Regions from separate parts of the Mus musculus genome. Here region 1 is linked to region 2. A link is a loop called in an ENCODE intact Hi-C map of the cell type or tissue named here. Cell type or tissue: heart. All regions are shown on one strand.

The links. Peaks named below come from ENCODE experiments on the same cell type or tissue, not always from the same donor. Only the 100,000 strongest peaks of a DNase experiment are listed, where the experiment ranks them.
Region 1: it touches region 2 in a loop (8-fold over the local background); 4 of 42 quality-filtered maps call a loop at or near these places.

Annotation. Positions count from the first base shown.
Region 1 is chr13:13,886,228-13,894,227 of GRCm38, reverse strand. It overlaps the pseudogene Gm7446. Among named protein-coding and RNA genes, the nearest start is that of B3galnt2, 64 kb to the left of the region's middle. In heart, a CTCF peak has its summit at 4,614 (motif pointing left); a DNase peak (open chromatin) is centred at 4,557; H3K4me3 peaks cover 637 bases; H3K27ac peaks cover 357 bases.
Region 2 is chr13:14,618,110-14,626,109 of GRCm38, reverse strand. Psma2 (proteasome subunit alpha 2) reads right to left here. Exons shown (of 8, transcript NM_008944.2): 4 at 6,686-6,808; 5 at 5,304-5,385; 6 at 2,439-2,512; 7 at 850-907; 8 at 437-761. The coding sequence ends at 645. Among named protein-coding and RNA genes, the nearest start is that of AW209491, 8.1 kb to the left of the region's middle. In heart, a CTCF peak has its summit at 7,145; no DNase peak of the experiment used is centred here.

The DNA of each region.
Region 1 (8,000 bases), 730 kb after region 2:
CATGCAAGACCCTCCACACTATCACAGGGACAAATCTGGTTATGGGACATCAGAGACTCTCCAGGAGACAAGTTTCCGTGAAACTTTTTGCCTCAGGACTGCAGCCAAGCTTTTGGACTTGCCGCACAGACTTCATTGGAGTGGGTGTGGTAGACTAGGAGGTTTGGTTGATGTATCAAAATACATAGTATTCATGTCTAAAGTTACTAAGACTACATTAAATAAATGACTCCAAATAACAGAAAATTCTGTTTAAATTACAAACATCACTGTATTTATTCTAAATAAAAGAAGCACTTATTTGACACATATCCATCCAACAAATTATTGTGTAATTCCCTTTACATTTGAATCCACAAGGCAGAGAATATTTTAAATGAAATAGAAAGGGGTTGGAATTCAAATTCTTTATCATCAACATCAAGTGAGTTTAAGTAGAATTTTTAAATGAATTCTTTCTGTGGTACTATAGACCGAACCCAGGGACTTGTGTATGACAAAGAGCTATCTAACCATAGAACTACATCTTCATCCCTGAAGTATTCATATAATAATTTAAAATTAATAATATAGTACAATTTTATAGTAAAGCATGGAACTTATAAACAACAGAAGTCCATTATCATATCTACAGCACAATTATTATCTTTCTCACAAATTTTCAAGTAATCTCAAAGATCACATGATTCCCTATTGAAAACCAGAATTCTGAAAGATGAATTCTTTTAGCACTGATAGTCAAAACTAAGATGATTATCAATAGACGTGGATGGTTTCTTTTTCCAGAAATCTACAACAGAAGTTGCTGTGAAACACAGAAGAAACACAGATTATCATACACACAATACATTGAAAATGAAATTTGAGGTGGAGTTAATTTCGGCACATGACAGATGACTGTAGTCACCTGTAAGGATTGATTCACTTTGTTTATTTCTTCCATTGCTTGTCACCTGTGTTGCTCTTCAGTGGCTTTCCTACCTCACTATGCTCTATCATGTTCTGGTCCATATGGGTTTTGAGGCTGAGTATATGCTCTTCACGCCGACATTTCACACTTTTCCTGGGCTGCTGCCATCTCTGCTGACTTCTGCTGCAGGGCATTATTTTCATCTTCCAGGCATTGCCAGTGGAATAGTTCTTGTTGTAGTTTTGTTTCGATACTTTCAAGCTGAGTGGAAACAATTAATATTGTCTACTCATGCAGCAGGCAGAAAAAAGTTAGCACAACACCAATAGCAAATTCAGCATGAAGTCAGTTGAATTCATCATGAATTTTGGCATGGATTCAGCAATTTCAGCATGAACCAAGACTTTACACCTGGTTTTCCAATTCACACCTTTATCCATTACATTGATGAATTATTGATAACCTTAAATCTAAAAAAAAAAAAAAATCCAACCAAATCAAACAAAAGAACACACACATACAACACAGAGAGGGGGCAGAGGGAGAGCGGAAGGGGAGGAGGAGAGAGAGAGAGAGAGAGAGAGAGAGAGAGAGAGAGAGAGAGAGAGAGAGACCGATAAACTGTTTTCCCAATCAGATCAGAAAAACTCCCTAAGCATTATCAGGTACATAAGTGAGGTTCTTGTGTATCTTTTACCTAATTTAATATTGGAATGTCTGTCAAATCATTGTGTCTGTTACAACAGGCATTTCTACCTTACAGATAATAAAAGGCAATTGAACTGGAAGACTCATGTGAAATGAACAGAATAAATTGAAAAATGAGAAAAGTAGAGGAGTATATATATATATATCCCATCCAAGAAATGAAGAAAATTATATATCCCTTCCAATAAATGAAGAAAATAAAAGCTTTTATTTTAATTTGAGAGTTTGATTCATTTTCTCTTTTCCAAGATTCCTAATATTTACTTCTCCTTGCTTCGTTCTGTGGCGAAGCCCATCTCATATTCTAGACTGAAATTTTTTCCCATAATATACAAACTACTTTTGAAGGACTGCGCCTCGTCTTCCTGAAGGTTGAGAACAAAAAGATGCACCTGGACTTTCCCCGGAGCCCTCTGCGTTTTTAAGGCGTCGGGTGGAGTTTGAGTTTGTAAGCCGCGTTCCTTACTGAATATAGAAGTCACTTCTACCTTCCTCCCCTGGAAAACTTGTTACCTTCCATTAAGTGTTTCCTACAGAAGGCATCTGTGGTGGTTCTTTAAGCTACAAAAAATTGCCCAAGCTTGTGTGACATCAGCCCTGTCAAGTGTCCATGATGCTGGGCCCTGAGGGAGGTGAAGGCTATGTAGTCAAACTCCGTGTCCTACCCTGGTCCTGCTCAATTGAGGACGTACAAAACTTCCTCTCCGACTGCACAATTCATGATGGGGTCGCAGGTGTTCATTTCATTTATACTAGAGAAGGCAGGCAGAGTGGTGAGGCTTTTGTTGAACTTGAGTCAGAAGATGATGTAAAATTGGCTCTGAAAAAAGACAGGGAAAGCATGGGACACCGGTATATTGAGGTGTTCAAGTCACACAGAACCGAGATGGATTGGGTGTTGAAGCACAGTGGTCCAAACAGCGCCGACAGTGCCAATGATGGCTTTGTGAGGCTTCGGGGACTCCCATTTGGATGCACAAAGGAAGAAATCGTTCAGTTCTTCTCAGGGTTGGAAATTGTGCCAAATGGGATCACACTACCTGTGGACCCGGAAGGCAAGATTACAGGGGAGGCCTTCATTCAGTTTGCCTTACAAGAGTTAGCTGAGAAAGCTTTAGGGAAGCACAAGGAGAGAATAGGGCACAGGTATATTGAAGTGTTTAAGAGCAGTCAGGAGGAAGTTAGATCATACTCAGATCCACCTCTGAAGTTTATGTCTGTGCAAAGGCCTGGGCCTTATGACAGGCCTGGCACAGCCCGGAGGTACATTGGCATTGTGAAACAGGCAGGTCTGGATAGGATGAGGTCTGGTGCCTATAGTTCAGGCTATGGGGGCTATGAAGAATACAGTGGCCTCAGTGATGGCTATGGCTTCACCACTGACCTGTTTGGGAGAGACCTCAGCTATTGTCTCTCAGGAATGTATGACCACAGATATGGAGACAGCGAGTTCACAGTGCAGAGCACCACCGGCCACTGCGTCCACATGAGAGGGCTGCCCTACAAAGCAACGGAGAACGACATTTACAACTTCTTCTCTCCACTCAACCCTGTGAGAGTTCATATTGAGATTGGTCCTGATGGAAGAGTGACGGGAGAAGCTGATGTTGAGTTTGCTACTCATGAAGAAGCAGTGGCAGCTATGTCCAAGGACAAGACCAACATGTAACACAGATACGTAGGACTCCTCCTGAACAACAGGGGCCAGCAGTGGGGCTTATAGCAGCCTGGTGATGCAGGGCATGGGTGTGTCAGCTGCCCAGGCAACTTACAGTGGCCTGGAGAGCCAGTCAGTGAGTGGCTGTTACAGGGCCGGCTACAGCGGTCAGAACAGCATGGGTGGATATGATTAGTACTGTAGGAACATTTGAGTTATTTCAATCAGAAAATTTCACAGGCAGCCAATAAGCAGTCAAGAGCAGTTTATAACTCTAGAGGAAGCTGGGGGACCCACTTTGCACCATGAGTTTGTGAAATCTGGATTAAAAAATTACCTCTTCAGTGTTTCTCATGCAAACTTTTCTTCTAGCATGTAATATTGAGTAAACTAAAACTATTTTCTTCCGCTTTTCTCAATTAACATTTTTGGTAGTATACTTAAGAGTGATGTTATCTGAGTTAAGTAGTTTAAGTATGTTGAGTGGATCTTTAAGCACACCACAGTGAACACACTGGGGATATGTACTTTTCTGGAGAACCCAAAGGTGCTAGATCCCTGATGCAAAAGAGAAGCATTTCTCATGTTCATTCTAGTTTATATTTTCATTTAAAATCTTTAGGTTAAGTTTAAGCTTTTTAAAAGTTAGTTTTGAGAATTGAGAAACAATACTAATACTGTAGGAATTGGTGAGGCCTTGACTTAAAGCTTTCTTTGTACTGTGATTTCCTTTTGGGTGTATTTTGCTAAGTGAAACTTGTTAAATTTTTTGTTAACTAAATTTTTTTCTTAAAATAAAGACTTTTTCACAATGAAAAAAAAAACAAACAAACTACTTTTGAAATTCCAACTATTATTTGAAAAATTGCTTATCTTTGATAACTTGATAAATTTAGAGGTATAGTGATGTTTTTATATGAGTTTAAAAATTATTTCATGAATCATTGTAAGGAACTCATGGACCCAGGCAGCAATGATGCTCGCAGCTCCCTGGCTTCCTAGCCACCAGCAGGGCAGCACTTGCTGCCCACTGCCCCAGACCACGCTGCGGTCCCAGGTAACCATGGGAACCAACCTTAGCGTGTGTGTGTGTGTGTGTGTGTGTGTGTGTGTGTGTGTGTGTGTGTGTGTGTGTCTATGTATACAAATAAGCTGCTAGAACCTATTCCCCAAGTTCAAGGATTTCCTTTCCGCCTGTCACTAACCCCAATTCACGACAGTTTTGTGACAGTTGGCATAAGTCGGCAGCCGGAAACCAGCTGGAGTTTAGCAGCCACTTAGCACCATCTAGTGGCTGTAATTTAAATTGCAGGCCATTTACTGGGGAGTAGAATTCAGATATGCTAGCAGGTGTTTAGCAGCTGCTTAGCACCACCTAGCGGCCACGATTTAAATTACGGGCCATTTACCAGGTGTTAGAATTCAGCTATGCTCCTAATCTGAGACGCTCTGGTCTTGAAGTTGAAATGACCCCTCGAAGCCAACTCTGATCCGAAAGGTGAAGAGGAAGAGCGGGTAGAGGACAGAGTAGACAGAGAAGCCAGGGGGGAGTCTAACCCTTACTCAGGAGGCACTGGCCTTCCTTAAAGTCAAACATCTATGATGCTTCGAAGCAACTCTGATCCGAAAGGTGATGAAGAAGAGTGGGTTATAGACGCAGATAAGTACCAAGCCTAATGAGAGAGTGGCTGGCAAAAAGACTAGTGAGACAGGCTGATAAATTATTTAATTATTTTAAAACCCACCAAGAAGTAATATCACCTGGTACTTTAAAAAGAAAATATGGGGAGGCGGCCTCAGCCTCAGCAGCAGCGGTCACCATCCTGGTTACGGGACTCCGTGGAACTTAGGAAATTAGTCTGAACAGGTGAGAGGGTGCGCCAGAGAACCGGACAGCTTCTGGGACAGGCGGAAGCACAGAGCCACAGAGCCGCTGAGGCATCACCCTTGGCGGGCCACCTTCCGGACCAGAGGACAGGTGTCCGCCTGGCTTGGGAGGCGGCCTCAGCCTCAGGAGCAGCAGTCGCCATCTTGGTTCCGGACCTCCCTGGACCTTAGGAATTTAGTCTGCACAGGTGAGAGTCTGCACCACGGAAGCTGACAGCTTCTGGGAACTGCCAAAGCAACACAGCTTCTGAGAAAGGCCCTGTTTTGGGCCTTCTTCTTCGGCCAGGAGGAGGTCCAAAAACAAGATATCTGCGCACCTTCCCTGTAAGAGAGCTTGCCAGCAGAGAGTGCTCTGAGCACTGAAACTCAGAGGAGAGAATCTGTCTCCCAGGTCTGCTGATAGACGGTAACAGAATCACCAGAAGAACAATCTCTAAACAGAGTCAACTATAACTACTAACTCCAGAGATTACCAGATGGCGAAAGGTAAACGTAGGAATCTTACTAACAGGAACCAAGACCACTCACCATCATCAGAACCCAGCACTCCCACTTCGTCCAGTCCAGGACACCCCAACATACCCGAAAACCTAGACCTAGATTTAAAAGCATATCTCATGATGATGGTAGAGGACATCAAGAAGGACTTTAATAATAATCACTTAAAGAAATACAGGAGAACACTGCTAAAGAGTTACAAGTCCTTAAAGAAAAACAGAAAAACACAATCAAACAGGTAGAAGTCCTTACAGAAAAATAGGAAAAAACATACAAACAGGTGATGGAAATGAACAAAACCATACTAGACCTAAAAAGGGAAGTAGACACAATAAAGAAAACTCAAAGTGAGGCAACACTGGAGATAGAAACCCTAGGAAAGAAATCTGGAACCATAGATTTGAGCATCAGCAACAGAATACAAGAGATGGAAGAGAGAATCTCAGGTGCAGAAGAGTCCATAGAGAACATCGGCACAACAATCAAAGAAAATGGAAAATGCAAAAAGATCCTAACTCAAAATATCCAGGAAATCCAGGACACAATGAGAAGACCAAACCTACGGATAATAGGAGTGGATGAGAATGAAGATTTTCAACTCAAAGGACCAGCAAACATCTTCAACAAAATTATTGAAGAAAACTTCCCAAATCTAAAGAAAGAGATGCCTATGAACATACAAAAAGCCTACAGAACTCCAAATAGACTGGACCAGAAAAGAAATTCCTCCCGACACATAATAATCAGAACAACAAATGCACTAAATAAAGATAGAATACTAAAATCAGTAAGGGAAAAAGGTCAAGTAACATATAAAGGCAAGCCTATCAGAATTACACCAGATTTTTCACCAGAGACTATGAAAGCCAGAAGAGCCTGGGCAGATGTTATACAGACACTAAGAGAACACAAATTCCAGGCTACTATACCCAGCCAAACTCTCAATTACCATAGATGGAGAAACCAAAGTATTCCACGACAAAACCAAATTCACACATTATCTCTCCACGAATCCAGCCCTTCAAAGGATAATAACAGAAAAAAAACAATACAAGAACGGGAACAACGCCCTAGAAAAAACAGGAAGGTAATCCCTCAACAAACCTAAAAGAAGACAGCCACAAGAACAGAATGCCAACTTTAACAACAAAAATAACAGGAAGCAACAATTACTTTTCCTTAATATCTCTTAACATCAATGGTCTCAACTCCCCAATAAAAAGACATAGACTAACAAACTGGCACACAAACAGGACCCAACATTTTGCTGCTTACAGGAAACACATCTCAGAGAAAAAGATAGACACTACCTCAGAATGAAAGGCTGGAAAACAATTTTCCAAGCAAATGGTATGAAGAAACAAGCTGGAGTAGCCATCCTAATATCTGATAAGGTTGACTTCCAACCCAAAGTCATCAAAAAAGACAAGGAGGCACACTTCGTTCTCATCAAAGGTAAAATCCTCCAAGAGGAACTCTCAATTCTGAATATCTATGCTCCAAATATAAGGGCAGCCACATTCATTAAAGAAACTTTAGTAAAGCTCAAAGCACACATTGCACCTCACACAATAATAGTGGGAGACTTCAACACACCACTTTCACCAATGGACAGATGATGGAAACAGAAACTAAACAGGGACACACTGAAACTAACAGAAGTGATGAAACAAATGGAGCTGACAGATATCTACAGAACATTTTATCCTAAAACAAAAGGATATACCTTCTTCTCAGCACCTCATGATACCTTCTCCAAAATTGACCATATAATAGGTCACAAAACAGGCCTCAAAAGATTCAAAAATATTGAAATTGTCCCATGTATCCTATCAGATCACCATGCACTAAGGCTGATCTTCAATAACAAAATAAATAATAGAAAGCCAACACTCACGTGGAAACTGAACAACACTCTTCTCAATGATACCTTGGTCAAGGAAGGAATAAAGAAAGAAATTAAAGACTTTTTAGAGTTTAATGAAAATGAAGCCAAAACGTACCCAAACCTTTGGGACACAATGAAAGCATTTCTAAGAGGGAAACTCATAGCTCTGAGTGCCTCCAAGAAGAAACGGGAGAGAGCACATACTAGCAGCTTGACAACACGTCTAAAAGTTCTAGAAAAAAAGGAAGCAAATTCACCCAAGAGGAGTAGACGGCAGGAAATAATCAAACTCAGGGGTGAAATCAACCAAGTGGAAACAAGAAGAACTACTCAAAGAATTAACCAAACGAGGAGTTGGTTCTTTGAGAAAATCAACAAGATAGATAAACCCTTAGCTAGACTCACTAGAGGGCACAGGGACAAAATCCTAATTAACAAAATCAGAAATGAAA
Region 2 (8,000 bases):
TTACAGTGAAGGCTCTTCTCTCATTAATGAGGGAGATGCAGCTCTGACCTTAGTTATATTACCACTATTTATATTTAACCTTAAGTTAAGAGGAGTTCTACCATAATCTAGCGAATTAGTTTACCTGCATGAGATGCAGAAACACACAGGATCTAACACACCATGATTTACTTACTCACTTGTCTCCTAGGAGACCAATTTTGTTTGACACTCCATTGCTACAGTACAACTACAGAATGCTCCCAGGCCCTGCTGAACCACATCCATTCATGAATCCAACCACGCTCTTTTCAGGAATTTATCAAAGTACAGATTCTTCCAGTTCCAAAAGCCATAACCTATATTAAAAACTAAAACTGTCTTTCAAGGAAACATAGGTATATTTGTTAGTAAAGGGGGCAATGAGATATACTAAAGAAAATATATGAAAATCAGAGTGATTTTACCATTTAATTTCCAAAAGTCAACTATGAGAAAGCAAGAAAGAAGTATATGCAAACTTTACTCTTAAAAACTAAAATTGGTTTTAACAGTTTATTATGATTATTTTTAAAATGTGAATCCACTAAACCATGTAGAAATAAGTCTGCACAAACAAAACATACTTTAAACATGAAAAAGTCGAGTGTGTGAGCACATCTTCATCACGCTATGGCAGCCAGGTAATCCCTCACTTCAGTTGGAGTGAGCCTCCTAAAGCCAGCCTCATTGCAGATCCCAACTTCTATGTTATCTTCTGTCATCTGCCCTTCAAAGCTTTCCTAATTTAGAAAGGAAGGAAAATGGTCACTTTCACAAGCAGTTCATTAGAAAAACCATTTGAAATCTCGTTGGTGGATATTGAGCTACCTTTAGGGTTAAGATGGCTGTATGAATGGCATCCTCCAGTTCTAGGTCTTCATTATATCTAAAGAAAAAGATTGAAAAATAGTGTAGCACTGTTTAGATTCTTCATGGTTATTTTAAATAAAAGGGCAGAAAAAAAAACATGAAATCTTTTTAAAAAATCTAACCCTTCTAAAAAACTCTAATTTGTAAAAGTATCCCCTAACCACCTCAATGAGACTGCTGTCCCCAAATAATGTGACACTTGCTACTGAACTTCTAACACCATGAAAAACTTCATTATAAAAATGCACTTTATGTTTTAGCAATACTACAATAAAAGCCAAACTGTTGCTAAAATCGTGATACTGTAAGTTATAACTCATCATGCTGAAGACTCAAAGAGGTGAAAGTTAATGTGCTTCATCAAGATTGAGGTTACAAACTGATTAAAAGTCTAAGATCTTTAATAACCTTAACATGAATATTAAACGAGAATCATACAGAGAAGCCTCATGTGTTACACCCCTGGTATAAAACACTCTGTCCAAAATATCAGAGACGTCTGGAGTACAGTGAACACACTGAATTCAGAATATCACAAATAAATCAGAGTGGCTTATGGTCCACACTGACAGCAAATGTTACACAGTGCTTCATTCTTACTTTAGCAAATACACACATGTGATCTGCTCAATACCAACTCTTGGTCTCACAATTTTTGTTTTGTTTGAGACAGGTTCTAATTTTGTAGCACAGCCCAAACCAGAGCCCACTCTGTAGCCCAGGCTGGACTTAACTTATAGCAATCCTCCTGCCTTATCATTACAATTGCTGGAATTGCAAGCATGAGCAAGCAGAAGCAGGTAGAACTTTGTGAGTTAGACACCAGCGTGGTCAGCATGGTGAGTTTAAGAGCCAGGTACATGGACAAATTCTGTCAACTATTCCCACAACCCAAATAAATATTTTTTAAAAAGAAATGAAACAAGGTAGAACAATATCCTTAAGAGATAAATAATATTACCACTAACTTCACTGAATACTAAGAAAACAAGATTATTAGGATGTTTTCTCTTTTATCTCTAGCAAAACCCAAATACATAGTGATACAATGAACTTGCTAGATCCGGGAGATTAATCATTCAAAGAGGGGCTGGAGAAATGGCTCAGTAGAGCACTGACTGCTCTTCCAAAGGTCCCGAGTTCAAATCCCAGCAACCACATGGTGGCTCACAATCATCCCTAATGAGATCTGATGCCCTCTTCTCATGCATCTGAAGACTACAGTACTACAGTGTACTTAGATATAATAAACAAATCTTTAAAAAAAAATTTTTTTTAATTCATTCAAAGCCGGGCGTGGTGGCGCATGCCTTTAATCCCAGCACTTGGGAGGCAGAGGCAGGCGGATTTCTGAGTTTGAGGCCAGCCTGGTTTACAGAGTTAGTTCAACAAAGTTTAGCAACAGTGAAAGGTTTCTAAATATTTAACAATTAAAATTTAGCTCAAAATCAATGTGTAAAGAATCCAAGGTGTTGCCAGCAGTGGTGCCAAGAGTTCTGGCCCTCATATGATCCGTCTGCCCTGAGGTCTGACCCTGGGAAGCCTACCTTTTCTCAAGGAAAGTTTTCCCGTTCACATAGTTCTTTCCCATTGCTGTGGCCTTCCAGGCAAAGTAAGCTCCCTAATCAGGAGAGACAAAGACATTTTAAAACATTCACACAACTCTATGACTTTGGTATCTGTGTTTAACTCTAGTTGGTCTCTAACTTCTAAGGTCATGATTATTTATTGAAACTGAATGGCAATTTCATAGAATAAGTTTTGTTTAAAGGCTATAGAACAAAAAACAAGAATCATGAATAAACTTAGGTTAATGACTGTGGTAATGGTTTAGTTTGGTATTTACACATATATACACACACATACATATACACATATCAAAACTCATCAAACAGATAACAATGAATTAGTGCAATTATTATATACTTTTAAAGCAAGATAAACGGAAGTAGGAATTAAAGTAAAATATCAAAAACGATAGCTTAATGGAGTGAATGCATCTAAACTGTATCACATTATAAACCTAGGGACCCTTATCATCTTTACTGAATAGAGATGGACTTTTATTAAAAGTATCAAAACCTTTGAATATTTTAATGGGGCCATGAAAAGTTTGGCAACAGTGAAAGGTTCCTAAATATTTAACAACTAAAATTTAGCTCAAAATCAAGGTGTTGCCAGGCAGTGGTGGCGCACGCCTTTAATCCCAGCACTCGGGAAGCAGAGGCAGGCGGATTTCTGAGTTTGAGGCCAGCCTGGTCTACAGAGTGAGTTCCAGGACAGCCAGGGCTACACAGAGAAACCCTGTCTCAAAAAACAAAAACAAAAACAAAAAAAAAAACCAAAAATAGGAATCCAAGGTGTTTTAAGGCAGCCCTCTCCCACACTATGTCCCCAGAGCCTTGCCTCAGAATGTGCACATGCACTCTACTGTTTACGCCAACATGCTACACAGCACCAGCCAACATTGACTGGAGACTACTATAGGTCAGGGATTGGTTGTCCTATCATCATTCCTCAGCACAGATGCCACTGTTAGAATTTTCTGTTTTTAACTTTAAAGTTATTATTGGGTTGTTGACTTGAGTTTCATAAAAAGATTTATTAAATGGATTTTGGATTGGGGTTAGAATTTGCAATCATTTTTTAAATGACCCTAGGCATTTTCCTAACATTTCTGCAGCAAGTATTTATGTAAAGTGGTATCCTTAGCACTGACAAATATAAAATCAAAGTATCAACTCGGAAAAAATGTTGAAGCTCCAAGTCCCTGCAGATTCGAATATTCTCTAAAGACTTAATTCTTTCTGTAAAAATAAACAAGCTCATCCATCTCATTACTATGCAAACTTGCTTCTGCTTTAAATAAAAAGCTAAATATATATGTGTATATATATATATATATACATATATATATATATACATACACACACACATACATATATATACACATATATACATATATATATATATATCAAAGAACTGTTCTCAGCGAGGTCTGTGACTCACTGCCAGTGCATTGTGTATTTATTTTATTTTTTATATTTTACTTGTGTATTTACTTGCGTATTTTATATTTACCATGGTTACAATTACTTTCCCAGGTGAAAAGGGGGGCAAGTAGAATGTTTGAGAAGCCCTATGTGTAACAGCCACATCTGGGAAAAGCAAACATGAATGTAAAAATGAGAGGAAAGCTTATCGGGGGTATATCTTGTTAGAGTATAGTATACAGTACAGAAAAGGACAGCAAAGTGTGAACACAGTCCCAAGGGACTGCCCTCAGCTGGCCAGGAAGGCCAGACCACAGACCAGACATTTAGCTTCAGAAGCTCACAGATGGACTCAAAATTCGGTTACTTTTGTTTTGCCATTTTAATTTGTAAGATATTTATAAGGCTTGCATCAGGAGGACTTGTACTTATCTAATAAACAAAACTTCACTGCTTAACCTTGAACTTTTTCTTGGGCTTCTCCTCACAGCAAATGCAACAATAAACCTGGGTAGAATAAACCCAGATCCAGATATCACTTTCTGCTTTGGAAAAAACAGCTCAGGGCTGGAGAGATGGCTCTGTGGTTAAGAGCACTTGACTGCTCTTCCAGAGGTCCTGAGTTCAATTCCCAGCATCCACATGGTGGCTCACAACCATCTGTAATGGGATCCCATGCACTCTTTTGGTGTGTCTGAGACAGCTACAGTGTACTCATATAAATAAAATAAAGACATAAATAGTATTTTTTTAAAAAAGAAAAGACAGAGCGATCAAGACGCCTTGTAAATCCCAGCTGTCATCAAATTGATGACAAACATTATAACACTGGCCTCCTGTTATACATCCGACTCAAGTGTTTGCCAAGGGAACAGAGTCACAAAGTAACAGAGTTCAAGAGGCCTAATGAAATTTGATAACTACAAAAACTAGTACATGTGCATTCTAGTACATGCTAAAGAACATGACCAAAAAATGGTGAAATCTAGTGTATCATATAGCTTATCAAAGACAGCACTATAAAAATGATGAATGAGCAAACAAATATGTACTACCTTATACTGTCTTTAAAAAGAAAAAAGAAAGAAAAAGAAAAAGAAAGAAAAAAAAAGCAGCTTGAGAAATGGCTGAGGGAGAGAGAGGAGCCCATCCTGCTCTCAGAGCGGACTTGAGTGCCGGCCCCGGACCTTAACTCCAGCCTTAGTGGGATCTGACTCCTCAAGTACCTGCAGTCAGTCGCATGCATACACCCGCAGACACACAAGAATACACATTAATTCAAGGTAAAACCAAACCTTTAAAAACAAGAGAAAAAGAAGGAAAATACTGCTAAATATTAAAGTTTTATGGTTTCTACTTTTATTACATGTATAAAAAACAATTCTAATAAATATTTCAAATATATGTAATGATACTTACAGATGGATCTGACTGAAATAAATATGGTCGTCCCTCATTCCACCCACAAATGAGTAAAGAAACACCAAATGGACGAACACCACTATAGGAAAAAAACAAAAATGATTTGGAATAATATAAGAATTTAAATATATTCACAAGAAAAGTAATTACCAAATAAACTGAGTTAGACTTAACTTCTAAATGAACCAATATGAAATGAATTGTCCTTATTACTGTTAATAACAGTAGTAAATCCAAATCAAGTGGTTTAGTTCCTAAAAGTTCACCAGAAATTATTTCTCAGTGCTACATAATTACAAAATTACACCTTCAAGAAATGATGCATGGTGGAAGACACTAGGTCACCGATTCCATCCTAGATAAGGGTTAATGTTTTTTCTCAGAGTAGGTTTGATCTTGTAGAAGTGAATTAGTTTCTATGGAGTGGGCCTCTTACTGTGGGCCTCTGGCCATGTAATAACTATGAACCATGTCCTTGGACCTGCAGTCTTCTGAACTAAATAAACCTGGCTCAGGTATTTTGTTAGCTCAACACAAAGTGGCTAAGCACACACTTTGGGATTATATATGGTATTCCTATCTAAGCATGGGGAAGCCGGTACTAACATTTCATAAATGCCTCCTTCCTACTAGGCTTATGTATCAGCAGTCACCTTTACACTATTTCAGTCACGGTATGATTTAAGAATATTGGGTGGCTGGAGAAATGCTTAGAGGTTAAAAGTCCCGGCTGCTCTCCTGAGGTACTGAGTTCAATTCCCAGCACCCACATGATAGCTCACAACCATCTCTAACTGCAGTCCTCATATGATCATCATGGAATTAATGCCCTCTTCTGGTATATAGACACACATGAAGACAAAATACCCATATACATAAAATACATACATAAATAAATCTTAAACAACAAAAGAATATTGGAATTAAAATGTTATTGCTGTCTTCATGCTTCACCATCACTTCAGATTAAAAAGCTAATTTAATTTAGTGTCAGCACTAAAGCTGACAAAGAACACAGGCAAAGGACTTTGTTAAAATCAAGATGCTGATGTCTGTTGTTGGGTAAGAACAGTTTCCCCTTTTTCCTCCATTTTGAGACAGTATCTAACTATGCAACCTAAATTTGCCCTGAATTTGCCATCTACCTTCCTCAGTGTTCCGAATACTAGGTTTACAGGTATATCACCATATTGCCACATTTTACCTTAAGAAATTATTTCAAGTCAAATCCAGAAACAATTGTTATCAGTGATTTTCTTCATTTGTTCAGCTTTAAATACAGAAAGAATAAGACGACTTCTATGTACCTGATTTCTTTCACACAATTTTTTCTTCCTCAAATTCATAATGCATTTCTTCAAGTACTAACAGTGACTCACCCTGACTGCGTGTACTCCTGCATCACAGAGGCTACTCTCTGTACCAGCTGGGCTGTGGGAATGGGTTCTTGGTAAACAAGGTAGTATTGCTGAGCAAGTTTCCGAGCTCTGTGTACAAGTACTCTAAGGCAACAGAAAAAAAACAATTAAAATTTTGACACACTACTAACTCCCCCACAACTTTCCTCTAAAAGAACATATGATACAAACATAGCACTTGTCTCTCTTTAGCAGTCATCAGCTCAGAGTTAGCCTCACTTTAGAAAAGATTCATTAGAGAATCACAGTAGGAAACGACAGAAAGAGAAGCAGGGACTAGAGTTAGTAAGAGATTTAAGGGACCTGGAGAGACAGGTTAACCATTAAGTGCACAGAGGACCCAGATTCAACACCTAGCACCCACACGGTGGTTCACAACTATCTTGACTCTATTTTCAGTGAATGCAATACCTCTTCTGGCCACTGGGGGCACTGCATGCATATGATGCAGATAGGCATGCAGGTGAAACACTGTATTAAGGTAACCGATTTATTGAACAAAGTGAGAGCTTTGTGTCTCCCTCTGTGACATCTTCCAGACTGCCCCCTGTCTTGAGGGCAGGCAGTCTATTTATACCACACTACAGCCATCCCAAACAGAGATGCATATGAATATACACATATAAGTCTGGGCATTTTTGTCACATTCTCTGTCTTTCCTGTAATCTACCTTTTTTTTGTCTACAATTCAGAATAGATTTCAAAGCTTTTTAAAAAAAAATTAAGAAACTACTGTTTAAACAAGGCATGAAATCCTTCAATTGTGATGGTTAATCCTGGTTGTCAACATAACTATAACTGGAATTAACAGAGATACAAGCATCTGTAAGGAACTTTTAAAAATCAGATTATTTGAAGCAGGAAGATCCACACTAAATCTGGGCTATACTTTCTGATGGCAACCCAGATAAAAAGGTCATAGAAGGAAGGAAACTCCTTTAGGCTCCTTGCCTTACTCTAGCTGGACAGTGTCTATGCTGTTGCTGCCGTCTATATTAACAAACCTTTATCAGGACTCCAATACAGGCTGAAGACAACAGCAGCCTCCTGCAGGAATCCCTCAGGACTCCAGGATTAGACTGGGTCTGCTGAGACATGTAGCCTTCTGTACTGAACGACTTCTGTATTCTCAGCCTTTCTGCCAGCAGACAGCCAATGTTGGACTGCCCAGGCTACCTGTAAACTAGTCTAATACGACAAAGACACACACACACAAATCACCTGACTAATCTAACTATATAGCAATCAAATATAGGAAAAGGATTTAGCCCACCTG